Linked DNA regions of Homo sapiens: region 2 is linked to region 1. A link is a contact called in ENCODE Hi-C or POLR2A ChIA-PET data. All regions are on one chromosome and are shown on one strand. Each heading gives the region's core, a stretch centred on a gene start or an enhancer-like site at or near the end of the contact. The rest is flanking DNA. Distances are from core to core; before and after follow the strand shown.

The links. Hi-C counts contacts between places; a loop is a spot of excess contacts on that map. ChIA-PET counts read pairs that join two places held with the same protein, here RNA polymerase II (POLR2A). Pooled maps may share reads with other maps.
Region 2: a map of OCI-LY7 shows a loop between it and region 1 (7-fold over the local background). The contact joins two enhancer-like sites. A Hi-C loop is called at or near these places in 2 of 168 maps with a recorded cell type or tissue (OCI-LY7 and heart right ventricle) and 1 of 50 pooled maps. POLR2A ChIA-PET finds 5 or more read pairs at or near these places in 1 of 52 experiments (OCI-LY7).

Annotation. Positions count from the first base shown.
Region 1 is chr3:187,943,050-187,948,095 of GRCh38, forward strand. No RefSeq gene overlaps it. Among named protein-coding and RNA genes, the nearest start is that of LINC01991, 31 kb to the right of the region's middle. Within about 2 kb of position 1,567, at least 3 of the 41 ENCODE cell types and tissues checked have a DNase peak (open chromatin) inside an H3K27ac peak, as active enhancers do; they include OCI-LY7, where a contact is called at or near this core.
Region 2 is chr3:188,241,044-188,246,029 of GRCh38, forward strand. All of the region lies in intron 2 of LPP (LIM domain containing preferred translocation partner in lipoma), which reads left to right. Among named protein-coding and RNA genes, the nearest start is that of FLJ42393, 65 kb to the left of the region's middle. Within about 2 kb of position 2,193, at least 4 of the 41 ENCODE cell types and tissues checked have a DNase peak (open chromatin) inside an H3K27ac peak, as active enhancers do; they include OCI-LY7, where a contact is called at or near this core.

The DNA.
Region 1 (5,046 bases), core at 317-2,816:
CTTAGGGACTCACCGTCTGCACTCCGCCTGCACAGGTGGAACTGAGTTCAGATGAGGGAGAATTGCTTTCCATTGTTCAGTAGGCTTTTTGTAATTTCTAGTTTTGCTTACCTTTCCTACTCACCACACACACAAAACAGTGTGAGCTTTCTCATTCTAGTGCATAAACACAGGTCGGTCAATACCCACAAGTGTTCCAAAAGGTGAGCTGGCATTGCTGCCCAACTGGGCATTATAGTCCCTTCTGTCCCTGCCCATCAGGCTTGCCTTCCTCGGCAACCTTTCTAGCTTGAATTGTACTGTGACTCCTTCTCACGGACCACTCCCGGAGACTGGTGAAAGTTGGGCCCATTCTTGAAGCCTCTGCTTCTAAATCATGTTTTCCATAAAGTCTCCCTCATCGTGCTTGCTTCCACCTTCTCCTATTTGGAATTACTGGTGGGCTCTTCCACTGTCCCATAGCAAGTGTTCTATACATTCTGAAGGCACATTTGAATATATACTTTGTCATGGTTGCTTGGAACCATGTCGTCTTTTCCAAGTAGGCTGTGAACATTCAGTGGCATGGATCATACCGTGCCCATGTTAAAATTATTCACTGGCCTGACTAAAGGTAATCATAACTCTTGATGCCGACTAATACTGCAGACACTTTTCTTTCCTACGGCTTCTACACTGGGGAAGACATATGGGGCTATATAAGGGTTAAATAGAAGCTCTGTGATTCATTCAGTCCCACCCTAAAATGCTTCTTCCAGCTTCTGTTGACTTCTCCTGTTACCAAGCATAAAACAAACATTACTGTCTCCCTCTCCCTCATACCTATTTTCTTGGTCCCCTGGGTTGCACTCCCTTGCCAGGCTCTTTTCTTTCTGATCCAGCTTTCTTTGAACATATTTATTTGCGTTTCACTCAACACGTGTCTCAAATTGCATCACCAGTTTAATTTGAGTTTTAAGCTAAGATGCTAGAGCTTTTCTCTTTCCTGTCCCAACAAGTACTCTTCATTCATGTCTTTATTAATTCTTCAGATAACTAAACAGCAGCCAAGACTTTGAGGGATGCAAATTCGAAAGTGATCCCTTTCCTGACTGCAAGGTGATCCCCGTCTGGTAGGGGAGATAGGACATGCACAGAAATAGTTAAAATACCAGGTAGATGGCAATAGGAACCCTTAAAGGGCAGGCCAAGTAATCGAGTGTTCTATACACTCCTGAGGGGGGAGGGGTCATTCCTCTGGGAAGGAAAGAAGAGGGTAGGATTAGGAAAGACTTCACAGGGGAGGTGGCATTTGAAGTGGGCCTGAAAGAGTGAGGTTGGATTTCTACTTGCAGGGTAGGAGAATTAAGCAGAGGGAGAAACACACTAGCAAAGGCTGGAGATGGAAAAGTACAGGACGAGAAGAGTGAGTCGTTTGCCTGGGTTGCAGCACTGCATGCTCAGACGGGAGCACTGAGGAATACAGCTGAACAGGTAGGTTGAGATCCATGTTGCGGGGTGGAAAGGAGCCGGAAAGGACTGGCACAGGGAGACCAGTTGGGAGGCTTTTGCAACCTCCTGAATGAGAAGTGAGAGGGCGGTGGTAGTTAAGAAAAGTAGGATGGGTGTGAAAAATGTTTCAACAGAGATGCCTAAATTCTTCCAACTCACCTTGACTAATTCTGCTTAATAATGCATACACCTGTTTTCATTGCAAGCATTGTGCTACCTCTCCCTGCCCCCACTTTAGAAGCTTATCATTTTATCTTCCAGGTGCATGACTTTCTGCCCAATTACTTGTTTTCAACCCATCAGAGCAAGTCAAGCATGCATCTCAGAAGTCTCACTGTCACACTTGGCCTAGGTTGCCCCCGTGCACTGTCTCTGTTCTCAGTATTCTGCCTCTGCATACCCACAGAACAATAGCTCTAAGTTTCCCAGACCCTCGTGTGGAGGCTTGGTCAAAAGGCGAAACCTGAAGAAATACTTTAGCACAGGATGAAGGAGGAAGTGGCAGAAGGGTAAAACCAACCCCTGTCAAACTTCACCAAGTGGCTCTGCCCCGGACTCAGCTCCACCACATCCTACTCTTATTGGGAGGCCAAGCAAGAAGGACTAAGGTGACTGGGACCTGGGCAGTGGGAGAATGGGCAGTGGGAGAAAGATCATGAGGAAGCAGAAGGGGCTTTGTTTTGGTCCAGGGAACCAAATCCAGCACTATAACCGCCACCAGTCCTGGGAGTCACTGGCAGAAAAAATCAGAACAGGGAATGCAAAGGTGCTGCTCTGCCTCTACTGAGCACCCCTCCCCATCTCTAAGACTCATTCTTATATTCTATAAAATGGGGATTATGACATCCACCTGTGTGTCCTGTTGACCTGTTTGTAAAGGTAGAATAAGGTAAGTGAGTATGAAAGCACTTTAAACATGTAAAGCACTATATTACAGGCTTTTTCTCACTCAACTGACCCTAGTCATTAGGATGGGTAGACATGACAAGAAGGAAGAAGAATGCAGATGCCGGGGAGCAGAGACTGTGAACATCTCAATTTTGCATAACAGAACTATGGTGATTGGTCTTATGGAGCAGCTAGTCCAGGTTCTCATTTGACAAGGAAGCTAAAGCCCAAAGAGGGGAAATGAATGTTCCATGGTCAAGAGATGATTCAGAGGACAAACCCTGGTCCCACGGATGCCAGGCCAGTCCTTTCTCCACCCCACACCTCTGGTTGCCCAGTGTGAAGGTCTCTAGGATGGAGACCGCAGGCCCAGAGTCCAGGCGTGCTCAATTCCTGAATTACTGGTGAGTAAGTCACACAACTGAAACTAAGGAAGAGCTTAGCATGGGGCTGGATATCAGACACCATTTCTTTAAATCATTAGGTTTAGAATCCTGGATAACCATTTCCTAAGATCCAGAGCATTCATGTCCTGAAAAGGAAGACTCAGTTTCAAGTTTCCTATTGCCCTTTTCTCCTCTATCCCCATGAATTATTTGGGCTCTGTGATAGGAGAAAAACGGATGATTCCTCTGACTAGCTAGTAGCTGTTAAGTATCAAAGGCATAGCGAGTGGCAATCCTGCAACAAACATGTATAAGTACCTTACCTTGTTTCATCTTCATGACAACCCTGGTAGTAAATCATCTCAGTACTCTCAGTTAAACACACACACACACACATACACACACCCTGAGACTCATAGAACTCAAGTGTCTTCAGTCACAGGCCAGTGCCAGGTGGTGTCTCTCAAGACCTCCCCAAAGTACAGCAAGCGTTTTTATTTTAATAGGAAACAACAGCCTCTACTTCAAATGCTTTTAGAATGAGCTCTTCCATAGTATCAGAACTGTTGAACGACATGACTGTTTTACCCATGAGATTCTATAAATACAGACTCCCTCTGTTTCATCCACTAGTTTGTATGTTTCTGTCTTCTGATGAATTCATCATTGCACAAGCATTTTTGGAGGACAGCATTGTGCTGTGAGCTGAAGGGCTGAACCATACCCCTGCCTGCAGGGTTTTGAAGTCTGGTAGTTGTCCAGGGAGCATGTTGTCAGACAGCTCCAATCAGGAGAGGACAATTGTGTCACAAGAGAGGTGAAAACGTGTATGTGAGATATAGAGATAGGAGAGGGGAGAAGGGAATGTGTCTGCGTAACTAGAGGGTCTAGTGAGTTTAGGGAGGCAGGCAGGGCTGAGTTGTCTGGGCAGAGGGTAGGTTGAAGGAGGAAGAGAAGCTGGAGTTCAGGCCAGAAATAGTCTGGGGCTGATGTCTTGGGGGCTCTGAGGCTGTGCTAAGGTGCTTGCTTCTTCCCAGAGTTTGCCAGTCCTAGATGTGCGCAGACATAGGTGGTACCTTTGCATGACTTCTTAGAGCCTCAGTTTCCCCTTCTGTAAAATGGAAGACATGAATGTTGCCTCTAAGGGACCTGTGTGAGGGTGGGCCAGGGGAAATTGGTAGCACAATGCTTTGAACTCCTCCAGAATACGATGTGAAGGGAATGCAAATCACAGTTATTTATAATGGCAGCAAACTGAGATGCTGAGAAGACGTTGCTGCAGGCCGCCAAGCACTCCCTCTGGAAATCCTGAAAGCCTGCTACTGCAGGGCTGTGCCCAGATGCCAGCTGGAAGCAGGCTTATCTCTTCTCAGTTCCCGGTGCTTCTTCCGATCCTGCCAGGATGTTCCTCACAAAACAAACACTAATCTCCCTGCATAGTTCCACCTACAGAGGAGGAAGCTCTGCACCCTTCTGCCCTCCCCCTTTAGAAAACCAAGCTGAGTTCTAAACTCCCAGGTCGTGACAAGTTCCCATTTTGTGTCATCATTGCCTCACCAGGTAGCACTCTCAAGGCTAGACCTTTGGAGGCGGGAATGGCATGGCCTAGGAAACAATCTAATGTCTCGTTAGTCTCCTAAGACAGCCCTTCACTTCTGGAGCCGCCTCATCCTTGTGCCAAGCTTGTGTTGGGCACAAAGCACTCAGGCATCCAAGGAGGTAATGTGCAAGGCAGGGCAGTCAGGGGCGTGGCCCAGAAGGAGACACCGGGAGCAGGGTCCTAACATCCACACAATTTCGTTTTTTAACAAAGGAAGGAAAGGACCACATTGGTTTCAACTTTTTAATCTTTGAAAAAAAAAATGCGAACAGCACTCCCTTCACAAATATTGTCTCTTATGGGACCCTACCATATACAACTTGAGTTCACCCACTGGTGACTCTCTCAGGTACCCCAAAGGGATTCTAAAACAGTGTTTCTCAAACTTTGATGTGTACACAAATCCATAGTGGGTATGGTTAAAACGCAGGTTCCGATTTAGAGGTCAATGGTGGGACCTGAAATTCTGCATTTCTAATAACTTTCCAGTTTATGTCAATGCCACTGATCCATGGACCAAACTTTAAGAAGCAAGGGTCTAGAGCTCTAAGAATTACAGTTTGGAAACCACTGATCTTTAGGTTATACAGACAATGAGCCTTCTCGCTCCCCATCCCTGGGGATATTAAGCCAAGTTTCCTGGATTAGATTCTGCCTAGACTGAAGTCAGCTTCTATAATC
Region 2 (4,986 bases), core at 943-3,442, 300 kb after region 1:
AGTGAGAATGTCCCTACATGTGAAATGGGCACAGTTTTATCAGGGAAGTGTCAATAGAGGGTTAATGTTCCACGTAGTGGCTGCAAGAATGATAAGTGGTCATGGGGATAGCCTGACACTCTAGGAGCAGAAGGTGGTGGGTATGGATAGAACTACTGATATAGCATGAATCCAACCTGCTGTTATCTGCGCAGGCCTCTCTGCAGCTGTTTGCCCTGAAGTACATGCTGTACGTTTCTCCAGCTGATCCTGCATGACTGGGTATAAACGCCTGTCCGCTGTGTGCTGGACAGCCCCAGACACCCTCGGCAGCCTGCTGTGTTTGTGTGAGACATGCTGTGTTAGGGATTTAAGCATCTCCCTACTCGTTCCTCATCTTTTTCTCTTCTCTTCCTTCTAATCTCCTTTCATCTTTCCCTTTGGGGGAGAAAAAGTCATCAGAGTTGTTTGAAGGTTCATTTATGTTGATTTGTTTTTATTTTGAAGCTAATTTGTTTCCTGCTTGTATCTGTAACTGATGTACTTCATGTGAGACCGTGTTATAATATACTTGAGTTCTCCTTGGCCCTCTGATTTCTTTTCTTTTTTTCTTTTACTGAAAAATAAAAGATTTCCTTCTCTCTTCAGACCTACAGCTTTCTCATCTACATGGACAACCTATTTTTAAAGAATCTTCAGAGAGTCGTTGACTTTGTTATAACTACTACTATATACGTAATTTCAGATGATAGAATTGAAAATTTAACTTGTTTTTCTAGAAAGAGTTTATTTTCCCTATAACTTCAAAGAGTAATGGTGGGGAGTAGGACATTCTGAAAATAAGAAGAAACATGTCAAATGAATTTCTGACTTCCAGCTAGGCATATGGAATAAAGGTCTTTATTCCAGTGACCTCTGCTCATTGGAAAACTTTGGGCTGGTAGATTTCATGATTCTGACGCTGTATGTCCTCTTGAGTTACAGTGAGTGATGAGGCCAAATCGCAGGGTGGATGATGTGCTTTTTTTGGGCTAATAGGTGTTAAGGAGGCATGCTGTCCTTTGGCGTTAAGACAGATCATTTCCTCAGTTGGGTAATGTTTAAGGAATCCACTAAATCCTTAAATATATGGCACACATAAGGAATGCAGAGCTTTTAGACACTCAGCCTTAACATGGGTTATTTTTTAGCATGGCTAATGGCTAAACTTGATTTCTACTGGGTTTGTTCAACCTATTTCTAACTTATAGGTAAAAGCCTGCTTTTTATCCTCTCCATCCTCATCACCTTTTTAGTTGTGTCTCTGCTTGATTCTTCTTGCATTCAGGTCTATATTGTATTATAAAAAGAAAGAGAGAGACAGAGAGAGAGAGAGAGAAGGAAAAGAAGAAGGAAAAAAAAACCACACACATTGAATGGGAAGGCAGGAGAGTAGAGCTCTGACCCCAGCTCTGTCATAGCCACCTGTGTGACTATTTGCAAGCATTTTCATCCATTCAACAAATACACACCAGGTACTGGAGATACAAAACTGTGAAAGACACGGTTCTTACCCTCACCACTTACAGTCAGGAGTAGAGAGTTAGGTACACAAATAGAATGTGAAATCACTTCTCCTTTCTGGGTCTTCATTTTACAAATGCAAGAGCCAGAACTGGGCCAGGTGATCATCAAGGTCCCTTCTGAGGCTAACATGCCATCATTCATGCAAAATTCATTAAACATCTGATAATCACTTACCTAAGTGAAAATTAGCAAACATTTCCCCTTTCTCCTTAGTTTGTAGGGGATGATATTGAAGACGAATGAGGCGATGTCTACAAAATGCTTTAATAAGCAAGTTGGAGAAAGAGATTATGTAAGTTTGAGGCATTATGATTAATGAAAAATGAAAACAAGGGCTGATGTTTTCAGAGAGAGAACAGATGGTTCCTTTGTTCAGAATTTGAGTATAAAAAAGAGAGGAAGAAAAGATACTTGCTATATTGTTTAGGCCCTGAATGTGAGTAACTTTAAAATGCCAAAACAATCTGGTTAGGAAAGTCCCATAGATTCAAAATAGCTCTTACAGTGATCAAACTATAATTAATATAACAAAAAAAAGACAGAAAAATACTAATAAGAAATGCCACAGTGACAGCTGACACAACCTGACAAAAACTCCTATTTTTACAACAACTCTAGAAACTTGATTTTTTCTGTTCTCAGGAGTTATACCACACTGTAAAACAAACTAGTGAGAACCGATTTAAAACTGTTTCTACCGTTCCCCCTACCCCTCAGGTTATTTTAGTTTCCCATGACTCATAAAGGAAATCTTCAGGATTCACAAGAAATTGGCAATTCTTTTCCATCTTTGCTGTTGAGTATTGATAGGAAAACAGCATAGTTTGGGGCAATTTAAGTAGAGAACAAACCTCCGGGGGCTTGGGGTGGTGTCTCAGAAGGCCGGATCTGGGAAGGGCCTTTGAAAAGCTTGCACGGAAAGCTGCGAAATAAATCGTTTCTTTTTCTCTTTCTTTACGTTCTAAAATCTCGTGATCTGTTTCTACAATACACAGGCTAATTGATGTTATCCTTTTGGCATGATTCTTGCTGTCCTGGGGTCTATCACTTGCAGGCTATGAGAATGAGGCCATAGACCACCACACTGGCAGCACTGAGCAAAAGGTGCTAGACCCTTCTGAGTTCAGGTGCTGTGTAACTGGTGCTGTGATTGGACAGGGTGACTAACCTCAGTCTCTCTGGGTGTAATTTCTTCACTGTGGAAAGAGGAGGCTAACTAGAAAGTTCACTCTGACACTAATCTGAGTTCAGGTCCACATCTTTTTTTTTAATTAATTATTTTATTTTTAAAATTTTTATTTTTTTGAGACAGAGTCTCGCTCTGTCGCGCAGGCTGGAGAGTAGAGGCACAATCTCTGCTCACCACAACCTCCACTTCCCGGGTTCAAGCGATTCTCCTGCCTCAGCCTCCTGAGTAGCTTACAGGTGCCCGTCACCACGCCCGGCTAATTTTTGTATTTTTAGTAGAGGTGGGGTTTCACCGTGTTGTGCAGGCTGGTCTCGAACTCCTGGCCTTAAGATATCTGCCTGCCTCGGCCTGCCAAAGTTCTGGGATTATAGAAGTGAGCCACTGCGCCCAGCGCACATACAATTGTAGGAAGGCTGAGAATGGCTTTTAATTTGGGAGCGTTTAAAAGCAAACATGCTTCCTCAAGACAACAGTAACAAAAAATTGACATCGTTGAGGTGGGAACTTCTTTAATGCTACCTGAGCCTCTTGCTGAAATGGTTCTATGCAGTTTTGCATAGCTAGGAGTGGTAAGCTCATTCACAGACATGGAAGAGGCAGAGTGGGCTTAGGGAGAGGCACCAGTCTAGTGGTCCAACTTGGGTTCTGGGTTCCAGTCCTGCTTCTGCTACTAACCCCATGAGACCTTGGAATGCCCATCTCTAAGGTTTCTTTCAGAGCTGAATCACTGTTTGGTCTGTGATTCATCAAAGCAATTAGAAGACTATGCCTCTCCTTCAAGACCAAGACTTTGGTCAGAATACTCCCTAGGGACTTTCTCACTGTGTGTGGCACTCTTCTCTATTAGACGCTTTATTCATTCTCCATTGTATTAGAGTCAAAAGTATGATTGTTTGTTGTAGAGGTGCCTTTTCCGTGTCATCTCTGATAATCTACCCCTCTCTCTCTGAGTAACCTAGGCTTTTAAAACACATCTCCTTTGGCTTAATCACACTGCCTGGTGTCTACTCAGCATTATGTGTTTGTTGTCTGCCCTGAACTGTGAACTCAGCCATGTCCTGCTCATTTCTGAAGCCTCAGCATGTACATCGGTATCTGGTTCATGGTAGATTTTCAATGAATCTGAGTGAATGAATGATGGATGAATGATTTTGTATCTCCTTACTAGGCATATGTTCCTTGAGGGCATGGACCGTGTCTAATGGGTGGCTACCTAGTGTCTCATTCTTGGTCCGTTGTTAGTGGTGATTTTTGTCCTCTTCTTTGCACTCATCATTCTAGGCTTGTATTAGGGTAAATTGTTAGCATAATTCTGCCTTGTTTCCCACCCTGCCCCCGCCTTTTTTTTCTTTTGAAACAGAGTCTTGCTCTGTCACCCAGGCTGGAGTGCAGTGACACAATCTTGGCTCACTGCAACCTCTGCCTCCCGGGTTCAAGCAATTCTCCTGCCTCAGCCTCCCAAGTAGCTGGGATTACAGGCACCCGCCACTACGCCTGACTAATTTTTGTATTTTTCATAGAGACAGGGTTTCATCATGTTGGTCATGCTGGTCTCGAACTTCTGACCTCGTGATCTGCCTGCCTCGGCCTCCCAAAGTGCTGGGATTACAGGCTTGTTTGCTTTTAAACAGTTTGTGGGCAGGGATGGTATTTTCTTATGATTCTATTCCTCACAGATCCTGGCCCAGAGCCATTAGCAGAGAAAATTCTCAGTAGATGTTTGCTGACCTAAACTTCATTCCACCACCTTTGCCTTCCTTTTGCCTTTTCACCTCCTCTTAGAAGGTACCTTATATGATAATGTCACCTATGCAATAAAGACCACAAAGTAAATTTAATAAAATAGAAGGCATGCTTCCCTCTTTTCTAACCCCACACTTTTTTTTTTTTAAGATCAAAATAACGTTGCATTTGTGTGTGCCCTGCTTTTATTTATTTATTTCTTTTGTAGACACGAGGTCTCACTATGTTGCCCAGGCTCTCTCCAACTACTGAGCTCGGTGATCCTCCCACCTCGGCCTTCCAAAGTGCTAAGATTATAGGTGTGAGACACCACACCCAGCCCAGCCCTGCTTTCACAAAAAACAAAATAATGATGAATATATTGTACTACCCTCACTGTTTTCATTTGTCTGTGAATGCTTTTTATTTTATCAGGAAAAGGAAAAATTTCTGTTTCTTGACTGTAATTGTTGAAATGTATTTTCAAAGTTTTTTACTTTATTTTTGGACTGATACCATAAAATCGTGTG